Linked DNA regions of Mus musculus: region 2 is linked to region 1. The links are chromatin loops, found by intact Hi-C in ENCODE. Cell type or tissue: gastrocnemius. All regions are shown on one strand.

The links. Peaks named below come from ENCODE experiments on the same cell type or tissue, not always from the same donor. Only the 100,000 strongest peaks of a DNase experiment are listed, where the experiment ranks them.
Region 2: a loop joins it to region 1, with 4 times the contacts of the local background. A loop is called at or near these places in 3 of 42 quality-filtered maps.

Annotation. Positions count from the first base shown.
Region 1 is chr1:184,030,174-184,038,173 of GRCm38, reverse strand. 1700056E22Rik (RIKEN cDNA 1700056E22 gene) reads left to right here and starts at 4,176. Exons shown (of 1, transcript NM_028516.1): 1 at 4,176-5,142. The coding sequence starts at 4,314. The coding sequence ends at 5,018. Dusp10 (dual specificity phosphatase 10) reads right to left here and starts at 3,793. Exons shown (of 4, transcript NM_022019.6): 1 at 3,605-3,793; 2 at 522-1,373. The coding sequence starts at 1,335. In gastrocnemius, a CTCF peak has its summit at 4,307 (motif pointing right); DNase peaks (open chromatin) are centred at 2,667, 3,172, 3,842, 4,579 and 3 more places; H3K4me3 peaks cover 5,233 bases; H3K27ac peaks cover 5,480 bases.
Region 2 is chr1:183,804,469-183,812,468 of GRCm38, reverse strand. It overlaps Gm34068 (predicted gene, 34068), which reads right to left. Exons shown (of 3, transcript NR_151520.1): 3 at 2,723-3,056. Among named protein-coding and RNA genes, the nearest start is that of Gm34068, 59 kb to the right of the region's middle. In gastrocnemius, no CTCF peak of the experiment used is centred here; no DNase peak of the experiment used is centred here; H3K4me3 peaks cover 260 bases; H3K27ac peaks cover 3,108 bases.

The DNA.
Region 1 (8,000 bases):
TGAAGATGACTAGAAGCAATAAGAACATCAAGACAATCAGGTGAGAAACAGCAAGAGTTTCTCCCACAAAGTACTGGCACCTGTAGACGCAGCTTCCTCTGATCCATCGACATTTGTCAGGCCTTGAGAGATCAAAAAAGTTCCAACCCACTCGAGGACTGAAACAGAGCTACCAGAGAAGGCATGGCTTGAGATACCATCTTGGTTGTACAAAGTGCCTTTTGCAAACCATCTCAAGTAAAATGTCATAGGCAACCCAAAGTGGCAGCCAGATCAAAGCTGGGACTCAGATCTTATATCAATTCATTGCTACTTGGACTTTCTTAATGTACCAAGAGAGTAAGAAAAAGTTCGAAGTAGAGACAAGAAGACAGGCTATTTTATTTTGGTTCATGGTGCCTTGGGGTTAGAAGAAGGCTGCCACTTGTAAGAGAATCTCATAGGGAAACCTAGCTGATCAGGACATTATTTGAGGAAGGAATGTGGGGGGTGGGGGTGGGGAGGGAAGGGAGAGTCATTACCTTTCAATACCAGGGGTTCTTTGCCTTCTCTCTTCAGGGACTCGAGGACTATGTGAAGTGGCTGGGATGGTGTCACACGGCTCGGCTCATTGGTATTCTCATCATAAACTATAATTTCTTTGGAAAAGATCCTCTTGAAAGAGTCTTTGCCTTCCCTACAGGAAATCAAGTCTAAGACAGTGATCTTGCCCTGCTGCAGCCTTCGCCGGCTGATCTTATCGGCACAGTTAATGTGGACAGCTCCTTGGATGTGACTCTTGTTGTACTCCATGAAAGGCCTGCAATCGATGATGACGGGACCCTGGCTGGGCAGGTGACTCTTGCTGCATTTGGTCATCTTCTTTGCCAGGTCATTGGGGTAGATGATCTTGATGCTGGCTAGCTGCTTGGGAGTCCCTGACACAGGGCTGCCCACCCCACCCGATGGACTTAACACAGAGCCTGTGTTTTCATTGTTGTTGACCATCTGGTTAGCAGGGCAGGTGGTCGAGGTTCCTATGGCGGTGGTGGCAGTGCCTGCAGCAATGGCTTGAGTCTGGGCCTGATGATCCTTGTCGTAGGTTGCCACAGTGCAGCAGCTAGTGCTGCTGCATCCGCAATTCAGGGAGCGGGCAGAGCCGCTGGATGAGGGCATATACGTCAGATTCGCAGCCTTGAGGGTCACAACGGCGGTGGCAAGGACAGGAGCGTGGCTACCACTACCTGGGCTGGCAGAGCCAAGGTAGCTTGAGTCTAAACAAAGGTTGAGATCCTGAGGTCGGACAGGCCTAGATAGTGCCACTACTACCCTGTCGTCTAAAGGAGATGGAGGCATGAGGAGGCTGAAAACTGGCAATTCAAGAAGTCAAGAGTCTGGAAAGAAGGGGAAGAAAGAAAAAAATAAAGTCACATGAAAACAAAGCCAGTCTCATCCAATCCCCGGGGGAAGACCTCTGCATATCTCTGAGCAAAGTCAAAGTCCTTCTAGGTGCCCTAGGTTGTGATACTATCAAAGGCTAAAATTCACTTTGATCTGTTCAGAGAGGATGCATACCTGAGGGGCCCCATCCATTCTGATGCTAAGTCAAAGGTTAAAATTAGACTTGACATTAGAAACGGTAAGAGACCTCCTGTCACATAATGTTAGAGACATGCATCCAAGTTCAGCCTTAGTGGAGGTAAAGGCACAGAGGCCTGAAAAACAGTGAAGGCAGACAGGGAGGCTCTTAGATTTATTCTGAGCCTCCTCTCCTGTGCAGAGAAGTCTATTTCACCTGTGATGGATGCATCTGTCCACCCTGGCATGTACTGTATTTCATTTCTTTCCCCAGAGCCAAGGCAAAGAGACAAGCAAGAGCACTGTTGGAGCTCACAGAGATGCACGGAGATGCTTGGCAGCTAGCTATATTTACATGGGGGCTGGATGTTAACCTTCTGCATATCAGAAGGAATGTGTCTCCCTAAGTCAGCCTCCATGGCTAGGAGCTAATCTTCCTTTCCATTCTGGTGGGTCCTTTGAAAAGCTCAACGTCATCCTATTCAGAGCTCACATTAGACTCTTCCAAATCAAATCAAGCCATTACCACACACACACACACACACACACACACACACACACACTTACACTACGAATAACTATCCAGAAACCAAGTTTCCAAGGAGTCAGATCTAGGAACCCCACCCCAGGCTGACCCATGGCCCGTTCCTCTGTGACCCCACTCATCCTTACACTTCTCTATGCTGTGCCCCTAAGCAAAAAAGAGCATGTGTTTCATCTGGTCATACAGACAGACTTTGCATCTCCACTGGAGTGGCAACTTTGTAAAAAATGTTTCAACCCTATACTGATATTCTTCTTGGAAACAGTGTGGATTCCAAGAGGGCAACCTCACTCGTCCCTTTACCACAGTTAGGCTAATTGGGAAGCTCAGACCTAGAGCCCACGGGGGCTGCCTTTGCCTCCTCCAAGGGTGCCTGCAATGGATCACTTTCCTCCTCCCGGTAGGCACAAGGCCACCCTATAACATAGCAATTCTGACTCCTCTACTAGAGAAATCAAACCCCAAGCAAGAGCCACTCATCTAAACGAACTTTAAGAGCTGACTGGAAAAACATCAAGGATCATCGGTCTATTCATGACCGTAACTGTTCTCTGAGACCGAGCCAAAGTGTCACCAGCAAAATCCACACACGCGCACCCAGGAGCACGTCCCCACCCGTGTAGGCATATCCCCACTGACTCGGGTTTCTCTCACCCACCTTTGGTTGGGAGCAAAGGATCAAACCTTCTGCCTGCCTCCCTCCCTCCCTCCCCTCCCCTCCCCTCCCTCCCTCCTTCCCTCTCCCTTGCGTAGTATTTTTTTTTTCAGAGCGAGTACTATTCCAAAAACTGTTAACTGTGTCCCAGCTGGAACATGAATGCAGTCAAAGTCTTTGCTATTTTGCTACCTGGTAAGGGGACATCCAGGATTAGTAGCCTATTCCCTAGGAGGAGAACCCGGGAACGACTTTCCAGAGACACAGGCTGGGACCGGTACCTCTTCACTGTGCTGCTGCTCACACACGGGCACAGAGCGCACTGAGATCTGCATCCTTGCAGCAGATAGCTCCAAAGCCAGTCTGGCCCGGGAAACCTCCCACAAAAATAGCACGAACCCCCTACCCCCTTTCTCGCTAATCTTCCTTCCACCACTAACAGGGACTGAAGAAAAACCAAGTGCTTAAAGAATGCTCCTTCCCCACTCCTGGGGCACGTAGCATCCCTATTCCGTGCCACCACTGAGCATCATGAGCAAAGCCTTGGGCTTTGAAAACTGCCATAAAGCATCTTAACCAAACCAAAACTCATTTCCCCTCTTCATCCCAGGGCAAGCAGAGCCAAAAGACTAAACCTTAGGATCTTCCTTACCTGACGTAGGTCCGTCTCTGTCTCTCTGACACTGTCTCTGTCTCTCTCTCTCTCTGTCTCTCTGTCTCTGTCTCTCTCTCTCTCACTCACACACACACACACACACACACACACACACACACACACATACACACACACACACACACGGAACCCTCCACCCTCCGGCTCTGAGTGACCCGTGATGTCTTCCACTTACTTCATCAATAAGCGTAGCCCTCTACCATCTGGCGCCCGCTCCAGCTATGCGCTCGCGCAGTGCGCCCCCATTCACTCAGCTTCATTGATCCCCAGCAGCAACACAGAGTTACTTTCTCTTTTGCTACAGCGTAAATGTAAGCTTTGGAGGGGGCGGGGTTGCCTCCGAGCGACGGCGCGATACGCCAATGAAGACCCAGAGGCTGCCGCCCGCTACATCACAGTGGTCTCTGACCAATAAGAAGCCGAGGAGGGCGGAGAAAGGGGCGAGGCCTCGCCTTGGGAGGGAGGCCGGCTCGGACCCGCTAGTGGGTTTGGTGTGTTAGAACGCGCGGGTGGTGATGTCATTGGCAACCAATCAAAAACTTAAAAGTGCTAGCCCGGGCCCGCTTGGAGCAGCGGCTCTCTATTTACATGTAAACCTAGGCAGCAGGACGCGGTTAACCCTTCCTGGGACTGAAGTGTCAATGGCTTGCTCTGGTCGCTCCGGCTGAAACTGGTTCTTCTGACCCTCCCCCGCCCCCTGTTGAGGACATCAGCCTCGCGGGGTCTCCATTCCGCCTTTTGACTCCAGGTGGAGTGTCCATCCAACTTTCCCCAGGCCGGAGACGACTCGAAGCCGGGTCCCTCCATGGCTGTGGCTGCGCCGCGCGGGACGTGAGCGTGCACAGGGCCGGCCTCCCCGCAGCCCCGCTTGGCCCGGCCCGCAGATGTCGCTGCCCCTCCGGCTGCCCTACTGCTCTCCCGCGCGGCGGCTGCGCGCCGTGCTCTTGTTCCCCTACTTCCGTGACCCTGTCACTCCTCCGCCGTCCCCAACCTGTTCTCAGGAGCCCGACTCCGATCCCGAAGGCGGCACTCCGGAGAGCTACTCGGAGGAGGACGCCTGGCTCTGTGAGAGCAGCCACTGGGGGCCGGTGTTGAAGGGCAGCGTGGGCGCCGTCCCGCAGAGCTGGGCGTGGCCGGGCCCTCCGAACGCCCCACAAGCCCCGCAGCCCAGGCACCGACCTCCTCCCAACGCGGTCCCCGCTTCTCCCGCGGCCACCTCCCCCTGTGCGATGTTTTGGAGCCCGCAGTCCATCCGCCCCCCGGTGCTGGGCCGCCCCCGGCCCTCAGTGGCGCAGGGCCCTCGGCGAGCCAAGGAGCGCCAGCCTGGAACAGCAAGCGCCGGCGGGAAGGAGCCAGAGCTCGGGTTGAACAGCCAGAATGAGCGGCGCTTGAGGAGCATGGAAGGGCCCACGCCAGCTCTCCCGATTCCCCGAACTTTGTCCATCAGAGGGGTCACTACTGGTCGGGGTATGTCACCGGTGAAGAGAAGTGGGAAGCTGAGCAAGCCTGCTAGCGCCTTGCCAGAAAAATATCAGGGAAGGTACAGAAGAATGACCCTGGAATTCAAAGGAGTGGAAAAGCCCAGATGAACTGTGATGAAGTTGCGTTAAAGAATCCTAAAGCAATAGAGCTTTTTATACCTCCCTACCCCCTCAGAGAGGAAGACCAAAATGTGAAGTAATTGAAGTGGAATAAAACATTATCAGCTCCGTGGCAGGTTCAGATGTCCTTAATGATGGGAGGCGTTTGCTTTAGGCCCCAGACATTCACCATTGCTGTTGATCTAGGATCATAAGGTGTCCAACCATCATCACCTTCGCTGACTAGCTCTGTCGATTCAGCATGATCTCCCTTGAGTTGAGCACTTCTACACAAGTGCACACTGGGGTTGGAAAAGGATTTTCTTTAGCCCCATTCTGTCTACACACCCAAATACACAGCACCCACACCCGAATGTCTGCACACGAGTGTCCAGGTCGCACCCTTTGGTCCTTAGATCTTTGAGGATTAGCAGGATCAGGCTAGTGGAGGAGGTAGGCTGTGCGCATTTTCCGTGGAACCCAGAAAAGAATTTCCCAGAGCACTTTTGTAGGTTATCTATATCCCTGAATATTTACTGCTGGGGTTCCCATTTACGGTTTGAGTTCTAGGTATTAGGTCTGATGCTTGTCTGTCCAGCCACATTTGCTGTGTTCATCACTGTGTACATTTGTAAACAGCAAACTCCCGTCCTTGCTCCGAAAAAGATGAAAAGATGCTTGTGGAAGTGGTTGGGGTATAGTAGAGCGAGGTTCTCTATTGACCGAAGGCTTTGGGAAGGTTGTGTTTGCTTTAGGCTGGAGGAGCCTCTGTCTAAAGGTACTGACAACCTGTAAATTGTGATTCACAAAGCCTGATGCCGGCAATGTGAGAAAGAAATGTAACTCATTTAATGAGATGATTATTATAGTTTCAGACTAATAAGTTATAGTAATTCTGTTAACTAAAAGTCTGTCATCCAGGCTGAAAAATTGGGAAAACTGACAAAATTACTCATCAATCAAACCCGAAGCATTGAGTAATTTCCATGTCATTAACATATGCATGGTAATTACCAGCCATTAACATATGCTAAAGATCCGGAGGCTTTTTAAATTAGGCAGCAGTTTGAGTAGCTATACTCAAAGAAGTCAGATTCCAGGTAGGTTTTTCCACTCACTACTCCAGGATGCTTTTGTGCCAAGGGAGGTGATTTCAATTACTAATTTGGAGTCATAATGTAAAAATACTTTCTAAAACTTAGCCCTTAAGTTTAAATGTATGGGATCAGTCAGTCAGCAAAGGGCCATGAACACAATCGGATACCCAGGAACACCTTGCTGTTTAGTTTTTGTCCCAGAGAAAGAGTAAAGCCTCTTTACTGCCCTTGGGCCACGTAGTGCACTTATGCTGGTCTGTGACTTTGTTGCTACTGAAAGGAGCATAGAGTTTCTACCAGATCCTTGTGCTGTGTGTTAGAGCTGAAGGACAAAGCTAATTGTGGCCAAGATCAGAGACAGAAAACAGACTGATACAGGGCATGTTCAAGAGGTTAAGTCAGGTGCTTGGTGGCAGAATGGTGAGGTCTTCAATAGCCCTGAAGGCCAAGATAGATTCCCGGATTCGGTTAGGGAAAGGGAGTTTGGCAAAGTTAAATCCCCAGGTAAGGTGGCATTCAATCAGCAAATAGGGAAGGCACTGGGGAATAGAAAGGAGGAAGTAGGAGATGAAGTCCCAGGAGTACGCCTGGGAAATACTTCACAACCCTCGCCAGCCTAGACCTGGGCTAGGAGCAGCCCCTGGAGAAAGAGGCCACGAAGGTCCACTCGCATGTTGAACTTCAGTCCTCAGTGTGATAGTATTAAGGGATAGACACTTGTCTGAGGTGGTAATGCCATGAGGGCAGGGCCTTTGCAGATGGAACTGGGAAGGGAATTATTGTGTCCTCTCTGCCCTGTGTATATGTCGTGTTCATTTCTTCCCAGTTACACGGTGACAGTGCATCTTGGAAGCAGAGGCTAGGCCCTCACCAGAGGCCTTAATCTGTCTCCTCAGACTCAAGAACTCTGGGAAGTGAAGTTCTGTTTTTAACTGCTGAGACTGAATTAGTCGTCAGATCTTGCACTCTGTCATTAGGAGTAAGTTGTAGCCCTAGAGGCAGGAGTGTTTATCTTCACTACTACCTGTAAGGAGCAAACATTTGTAGTGTAGAATGGTGGCCATTTACATGTGACTTTGAACACCTGAAATGTGATTGGTTGGAACCAAGACACATCAAGTCTAGAACACACATTGGATTTTGAAAACCTGTGAAACACATAAAGGATATTATGTCTGTGTTGCTTATGTTTTTTGATATACTAGGTTTCATAGCATGTCATTAAAATCAATTTCACTCATCTTTTAGTTCACATGTGACTAGGAGAGCGCCTAAGATGATTTATTTACTCCATTTTTGCTGGATGACACCATTCTGGAACCTGCCACGGCTGCTTTCATCTGAAGCCACTTGGATGTTGAAGATAACCACTCTACTAGGATTTCAGAGGCCCTCTAGGCTATCTGACAAGATGAACTAGAAGGAAGTGGGGCCTTGTGACTGGGAGTGGAGACCAGCTGTATATGACCACACCCTTACTCCCTCACAGGTATATAGATCTACAGATGGGGGCCAGGGGCATGTTTTACTCAAGAGACCACAAAGCCATCTTTTGTCATAAGAGAGAGAGCCTGACAGCTCCATCTGTATTGTCTGTGTATCTTTGAGATCAATTAGAGGCCCAGAGATAAAGATAGCATAAGCCCAAACCATGTTTGATACAGGACTTGGCCCAGACATCTCTTCAAAACTCAAGCCTGACCTCCATTGGCCGCACAGAGGTGACTGGCTGGACAGGTGAGGCCCAGTCCCCTTGTCTTCACTTAGGCAGCAAGACCCTTTCTCTGAAGCTGTCTTTGCTCCTGCCCCGTGGACTGCCACTGCCTTGTGATGTCACAAATATCTGCTGCTCTTTGTCAGAAGAGCATTCTGGTAGGCCCAACGGTCTTGATAA
Region 2 (8,000 bases), 230 kb after region 1:
CTTTGATTATTTCCTGCCGTCTACTTCTCTTGGGTGAATTTGCTTCCTTTTGTTCTAGAGCTTTTAGGTGTGTTGTCAAGCTGCTAGTGTGTGCTCTCTCTAGTTTCTTTTTGGAGGCACTTAGAGCTATGAGTTTCCCTCTTAGAAATGCTTTCATAGTGTCCCATAAGTTTGGGTATGTTGTGGCTTCATTTTCATTAAACTCTAAAATGTCTTTAATTTCTTTCTTTATTCCTTCCTTGACCAAGGTATCATTGAGAAGAGTGTTGTTCATTTTCCACGTGAATGTTGGCTTTCCATTATTTATGTTGTTATTGAATATAAGCCTTAGTTCATGGTGGTCTGATAGGATGCATGGGACAATTTCAATATTTTTGTATCTGTTGAGGCCTGTTTTGTGACCAATTATATGGTCAGTTTTGGAGAAGGTACCATGAGGTGCTGAGAAGAAGCTATATCCTTTATTTTAGGATAAAATGTTCTGTAGATATCTGTTAAATCCATTTGTTTCATCACTTCTGTTAGTTTCACTGTGTCCCTGTTTGTTTTCTGATTCCACGATCTGTCCATTGATGAAAGTGGTGTGTTGAAGTCTCCCACTATTATTGTGTGAGGTGCAATATGTCCTTTGTGTTTTACTAAAGTTTCTTTAATGAATGTGGCTGCCCTTACATTTGGAGCATAGATATTCAGAATTGAGAGTTCCTCTTGGAGGTTTTTGCCTTTGATGAGTATGAAGTGTCCCTCCTTGTCTTTTTTGATAACTTTGGGTTGGAAGTCAATTTTATTCGTTATTAGAATGGCTACTCCAGCTTGTTTCTTCAGACCATTTTCTTGGAAAATTGTTTTCAAGCCTTTCACTCTGAGGAAGTGTCTGTCTTTTTCCCTGAGATGGGTTTCCTGTGGGCAGTAGAATGTTGGGTCCTGTTTGTGTAGCCAGTCTGTTAGTCTATGTCTTTTTATTGGGGGAATTGAGCCCATTGATATTAAGAGATATTAAGGAAAAGTAATTGTTGCTTCCTATTATTTTTGTTTTTAGAGTTGGCATTCTGTTCTTGTGGCTGTCTTCTTTTTGGTTTGTTGAAGGATTACTTTCTTGCTTTTTCTAGGGCGTGGTTTCTGTCCTTGTATTGGTTTTTTTCTGTTATTATCCTTTGAAGGGCTGGATTCATGGAAAGGTAATGTGTGAATTTGGTTTTGTCGTGGAAAACTTTGGTTTCTCCATCTATGGTAATTGAGAGTTTGGCTAGGTATAGTAGCCTGGGCTGGCATTTGTGTTCTCTTAGTGTCTGTATAACATCTGTCCAGGATCTTCTGGCTTTCATAGTCTCTGGTGAAAAGTCTGGTGTAATTCTGATAGGCCTGCCTTTATATGTTACTTGACCTTTTTCCCTTACTGTTTTTAATATTCTATCTTTATTTAGTGCATTTGTTGTTCTGATTATTATGTGTCGGGAGGAATTTCTTTTCTGGTCCAGTCTATTTGGAGTTCTGTAGTCTTCTTGTATGTTCATGGGCATGTCTTTCTTTAGGTTTGGGAAGTTTTCTTCTATAATTTTGTTGAAGATATTTGCTGGCCCTTTAAGTTGAAAATCTTCCTTCTCATCCACTCCTATTATCTGTAGGTTTGGTCTTCTCATTGTGTCCTGGATTTCCTGGATGTTTTGAGTTAGGATCTTTTTGCATTTTGTATTTTCTTTGATTGTTGTGCCAATGTTCTCTATGGAATCTTCTGCACCTGAGATTCTCTCTTCTATCTCTTGTATTCTGTTTCTGATGCTTGCATCTATGGTTCCAGATTTCTTTCCTGGTTTTCTATCTCCAGTGTTGCCTCACTTTGGGTTTTCTTTATTGTGTCTACTTCCCTTTTTAGGTCTTTGATGTTTTTATTCAATCCCATCACCTGTTTGGTCGTGTTTTCTTGCAATACTTTAAGGGATTTTTCTGCTTCCTCATTAAGGTCTTCTACCTGTTTAGTAGTGTTCTCCTGTATTTCTTTAAGTGAGTTATTAAAGTCCTTCTTGATGTCCTCTACCATCATCGTGAGATATGCTTTTAAGTCGGGGTCTAGTTTTTCGGGTGTGTTGGGGTGCCCAGGACTGGGTGGTGTGGAACTGCTGTGTTCTGATGATGGTGAGTGGTCTTGGTTTCTGTTAGTAAGATTCTTACGTTTGCCTTTCGCCATCTGGTAATCTCTGGAGTTAGTTGTTGTAGTTGTCTCTGGTTAAATCTTGTTCCTCAGGTGTTTATGTTAGCCTCTATCAGCATACCCGAGAGAATAGCTCTCTCCTGACTTTCAGTGTTCAGAGTACTCTCTGCAGGTAGGCTCTCCTCTTGCAGGGAAGGTGCCAGATATCTGGTGTTCGAGCCTGCCTCCTGGCAGAAGTTGTGATCCACTCACAAAGTTCTTAAGATCCCGTGGAGGGTCCTGTTATACCTTTTGGGTGTCCGCAGTCTCCACGCCCACAGTACCCCTGTGCTGGTGTGGACCGGAAGGGACTTGTGCCCCTGATCAGGCCAGGTTTTCTGCTTCCCTAATTAATGCAGTCTCAGGTCCTGCGAGATTGGATTGGAGCAGCAGCTGTGTTCCACTCACCAGAGGTCTTAAGATCCAGTGGCCGGTCTTGTTGGTAGCTTGCGGGTGTCAGCTGACTCTGTGCCCTAGCTACCCTGGTGCTGGTGGGACTGAAGGGGACTTGTGCCCCTGAACTCATATTTTATTCTTGATTCTACCTTTATTACATCTTCTGGCAAAACAACTAAAACTATCCCCTTAAACATTCTTCCTAAAATCATTAGACTCAAATCAGGAAGTAATCAATTCATCTAAGGAGCATTAATTCATGAAAGTTCATCTTCATGCTGATCTGCAGGGTCGAATTTGCTCAATAGGGTGGGCTGATGCCCAGGAAGAAAGTTTTATCAGAAGTAAAAAGCCATCCTGGGACGTTTCTGGGGCTGGGCCTCTCCAGACTGTACCCGTCATATCCATGTAAAATGGTGGGCTGTCTCCAGGAAACTCACTTGCTTCCCACATGGCCTTTCCTAGGTGGCTTCTGTCAATACACAAATAGACATACTACATAAACTATGTACATATACCCACCTCAAATACAAATATACATACACATATACATACCAGGCAAACTTGACGTATACACACCTCAAAAACACATACTAAACACTATGCACATATACCACACAGTCATCCAGAAAGCATTTCTTAGAGGAATGGGGAAAGGGACCCCCCATGGAACATCTTTTGTTCAGCCCATTACCTTCATGATGATTGATCCCAAAGGCTCACCTCTGCCTCATCATTAACTAGCTCCTTGAGCATGGGGAAAACTCACTGTCTCCTTTGGTTCTCATTTCTGTAACTGTTAGGAAACCACATGAATTAATGGCTTTTGCCCAATCTATCAGCTCACAATTCTTTAACAGGTATAAATCTGGACCGATGAGATCCAAGCTATGGACCATTTTGACCATTGCTTCCCAAACTGTGCTGACCTGAGGCTGCTCGGATGCCATAACTAAATCTGACCGCAAGTTCAATTTAATGTTTACAAGGCACACAAAGCTAGAAAGCAGCTTTTCATTCGTTTGTGTGGTGGTGTGAACACGTTGGTCTGGTGATTTCTGAATAATAGTTTTAGGGGAAGACTTATTGAGAAAGAACAAAAGTGTAGGTACTCCTTGCTGCCACTGGGCAAAGGGACACAAAATAAAAAGAGTAGAGACAAAGAAAAAGATACTGAAAAGTCCATTGGGTAGACCTTACTTGACAGAATCAACAAAACCCTGATAGAGTTTGGCCTGAGTCTTAAGTAACTCCAGATATATACCAAATGCCAGGTAATGTTGAGAAAGACATTTCTCCAGCCTGTAATTTGATATCAGTCTAAAAATGATGGAGTTAGATTTGACCACTTGCAAACACCTCACCATTGCTAAAATCACCGCTTTTCTGACAGAAAGTTATGTAGGCTGTTCAGTCTACTATCAACTGTGCATTCACAATTCTCAAACAGTAACCTCAGCCCCAGGGAGTGCTACTAAGCATTTGTGTACATAGGAAAGTAAGAATTCTTTTTATGTTTACTCAGGCTACAACATAAATGTAGATGGCTCTTGCCTGCCCCTGCAGAAGGCACTGTGTGATCAGATGCCCTGTACATGTTCAAGGTCACAGAAATCATTGTTGCCATTGCTTTGGGCTAAGGCTGCTTAGAGAATCAGGGTTAGTTTAGTCTATCAGACGCTGCCCTGCTGGTATTAACAACACATCCAGTGTTCTTCATATACTTGTGCCCATATGGAACTAGCTTATCTCAGATCTTGTCTGCATCTGAAGCAAGACATTTGTGAGCCAACAGACAAGCAGTCGGTGATCTTATCCCAGACCCAGACTTGCAGGTTGAGTTTAAATAAACAGGCAAACAAGCTAGGGAAAATATCCCTGAACACACAAGAGGAAAGCCATGTAGCTCATCAGCAAAAGTAAGCTTGCAACATCAGCCTCATTAGCACGGCCCAAAAAACAGGAGACGTCAAGTTACTGGATGGCAAGGATGTGATAAGAAACTTGATAATGCCCATCTGCTGCTGGGGTCAGGTCTGCCTCAAGCAGGAACCTGGCAATGCGCACATGCACGGAGGGCTTCGTGTGTGATGAGTGCTCATGTGTGTTTAAAGGAGCTGTGGGTGGGACAGTTAATATAGGGCTTTTCCATCCAGGAAATCTATATCCATTCCAAAGCCTGGACTTATTAAAATCTTGAAGTCTCTCACATCTGTTACAAGGCATGTATCATAGTTTAGGCACACTACTGGGTGCCGAGAGCTGGGTCTGAGGTTACAGGCTCTCTCATTGCCAACCCAGAGATCGTTATTATTGGCAGCCTTCGGGGCTTAAGAAGCATGATTCTAAGAAGAGCCCTCATGCTGGAAGGCTGTGAGCTGGCCAGCTGTGGTGGTCCCAACAGTGGATACCCCAAACCTCTCGGCTCAGTGTAACCAGAGCTCCTGTGAAAGAAGCTGCCCCCTGAGGTTTTTCAACAGCTTTAAAATTCCCCTAATAACTCATTCATAGTTCCTATTCCCTGGACCACCACCATGTCGATGGAAACTGAGTTGGGTCCAAACAGGATGAACTAAGCTTCTGTCCAAGCAAAAAACGTTATCCCAGGGCTGAAGGGCTTTAAATGGACCACGGATAATGTTTTATTGCCCCAGCACCAGGGTGAACTCAGCCCCCCACACTTAGCCTCACCTTTCACAATGTTATTTTTAGAATTCTCATTACACCCAGCTTAAACTCTAAAAATATGGTTCCCAGGAATAGCAGAACCTAGTTTTAATTGTGCAAAGAGAAACAAGTGCCTGTAGTCTCTGATTACATATGATGTTTCATGGGGCTGACATCACTGTGAGGGACATGCTCTCCGGCTGTTGGACTCAATTCATTTCATTTTGCTTTTCCACCCAGCTTCTTCAGCACTGGGGTTGTCTCTACAGCCAATGCTTGGATTTCTGATGATGTGAAACAGTATCCCTGTTTAGGAGAATTCACCTCCAAGGAGTGCCCTTGAGCCTTTCCAGCCTATCCAATGCTGGACAACCCCACACTGCCAGCTGTCTCTCTCACTGGGAGGCAAAGGTCCTGTGGTAGAACAGCTATGGAACCCGACAAATGGCACTGGGGTCTGTACCTTGATCACCAACCACTGAGACCTCAGGCACACATTTAGTCTTCTTTACTCTTCCATGAAAAACAATCATAGGTATCCTGCTGATAAATGAAATAATTAACCTACTCTGTAGAAGCCTAAAAAAAGTATCATGTTTTTACTTGACTAATATTTATACTAGTCAAAATCCCCAAAACAATAAGGTGGCATAAGAGGCTTATGTATGCGTGTATCGGGTCCTAATAAAGCACACATGGGGACATTCATGGCAGTGTAGCAAGCCAGCGCGAAGTGCCACACTATGAAGCTGAAGCCCAGCCTGGACTCTGAGATCACTTTCAAGGATGCACTTTCTCATGAACTCAGGCTGGTCCTAGAAAGAGCTGAGGGCAGCCATACTCTCTGTTCAGTGTAGTTGGGGGCTAAAGACACAGTGTCTAGAAAGACGCTGTCTAAGCCAGAGCACCTAGCTTTGCCTCTCATTTCCAAAGTGATCTATCTTGGGCTTCTCACTTAAGATTTTATACCTCTCCTTCTGCAGCTTAGAAATGCATATGTTGTACATGAGCTGGACCGAGGTTCCCCAAACACATGTACCAGATGTGCAGCTTGGTCTTCATGCAGGTTCTCCAACAACTGGAGCGGGGCTGTCCCTAACTCTGTTGCCTACCTATAGATCCTGTTTCCCTACCTGGCCTGCCTTTTCTGGTCTCAGTGGGAGAGGATGTGCCTAGTCCTGCAGTGATTTGATATGCCAGGGTGGGTGGGGGAGCTCCCCTTCTCAGAGGAGAGAGGGGAAGATGCTGTGTGAGTGAGTACTGGGAAAAGAGTGGGGGCTCTGACTGGGATGTAAAGTGAATGAATTAATTAATTCATGGAAGAAAATTGCATGTTATCTTTGTCCCCATATGTGGCCATGAGGATTAAATGAGAAAGGGTAATGTATGCATGCCTTCAGCACTATTCTATAGCCAACTGCTCAAGAAAGACTCTGTGCTGTTAATAGGGTTGTAGGAAATGCATTCTTGGTAGAGACGACTGCTTGAGCAGTGAGAGGAACACATAGGACAATTAAGTGATACTTGTGGCCTTGACTGGCACCATGCATGGTCTTGACTGGAATCATAGGGCTTATTTTGGGAGAAGGAGCATAGTTTCAGATATCCTCTCGAAGTAATCTTTGAAGTTGCGACCTGCTTTTCATCAGTGTAGCTGCAATGTCCAACGTCTCCACCTGGTTCATGGGTTCTCTGAGGACAGGAACTTCCACTGGAAGCCACCCACCGATCTTGTCAGCCTTATCTTCTCTATGGTAGTCATTTCCTATCCCAGTTTTTAGATAATTGAAGCTATTTTGATAGACAGTTAACTTCACAATGCAATGAGAGTCCCTTCTCAGATGAGAAAAACACATTTGAGAGAGTTCTATCTGAAGAAGGAGGTCTTGAGCTCACTTTTTAAAGTCATCTCTCAAATACCACTAACCTAAAAAAGAGCTTGGTCAGACCAGACCAGACAGCCATGCTGAATGTGAGTAAATGTGGAATGGCGAAGGATGCAGAATATTGAGTTTGAGAGGTGTAGGAGGACAGACGTTAATAAAAGGACCAACACATTGTCAAAGACAGACTCCTGCAAGTGTTTTCTTCAGGCACTGGGATGCTGCAGTGTGCTTGCACTGTTTCCAGGCATCCAGGTCTCCTTCAACACCAGGAAACTTCCACTCTACTTTAACATACACAGAACTAAAATTCTTTTTCTTTCAAAGCAGGTATGATCACTTCACTCACCACTGTGAATAAAGAGTGGAGAACTGGAAAATGAGGAGAAAGGGAAGGTACCATGCCAACAAACCTCTCCCGGGCTTGGATACCATCAGCCTGTATTGACCCCAAATTCCCCCACATAGATATGGCCCTGAGATCACAGACCGACCTTTCCACTTCAACTCTGGGCATACACAGCCTGAGCCCAGGAAAAGCCAGCACTGCCTCTGGAGTTGTCTGGCCCTGCTGGAATCTTCTCTCTGCTTTTTCCACTTGGACTTCCAACCCCAGAGCCCACTCTGTCCTTCACTAGACCACATTTCCTACTTTCAGCCTCATCTGGGGATATCTGGCAACTCATGATTTACAGCGTTCAAACACAGCTTTGGGTGTGTAAAAAGGAATACACACAGACCAGGGTGAGAAGGCAGATATCTGAGGCCAGCCATGTCCAATTGCCCAGCCTAGAAAAGAGTGGCCAACTAGGAGCAGCCTGGCCAGGCAGCTGATCCTCACTAAACCTCCCATGGGTGAGTCAAAC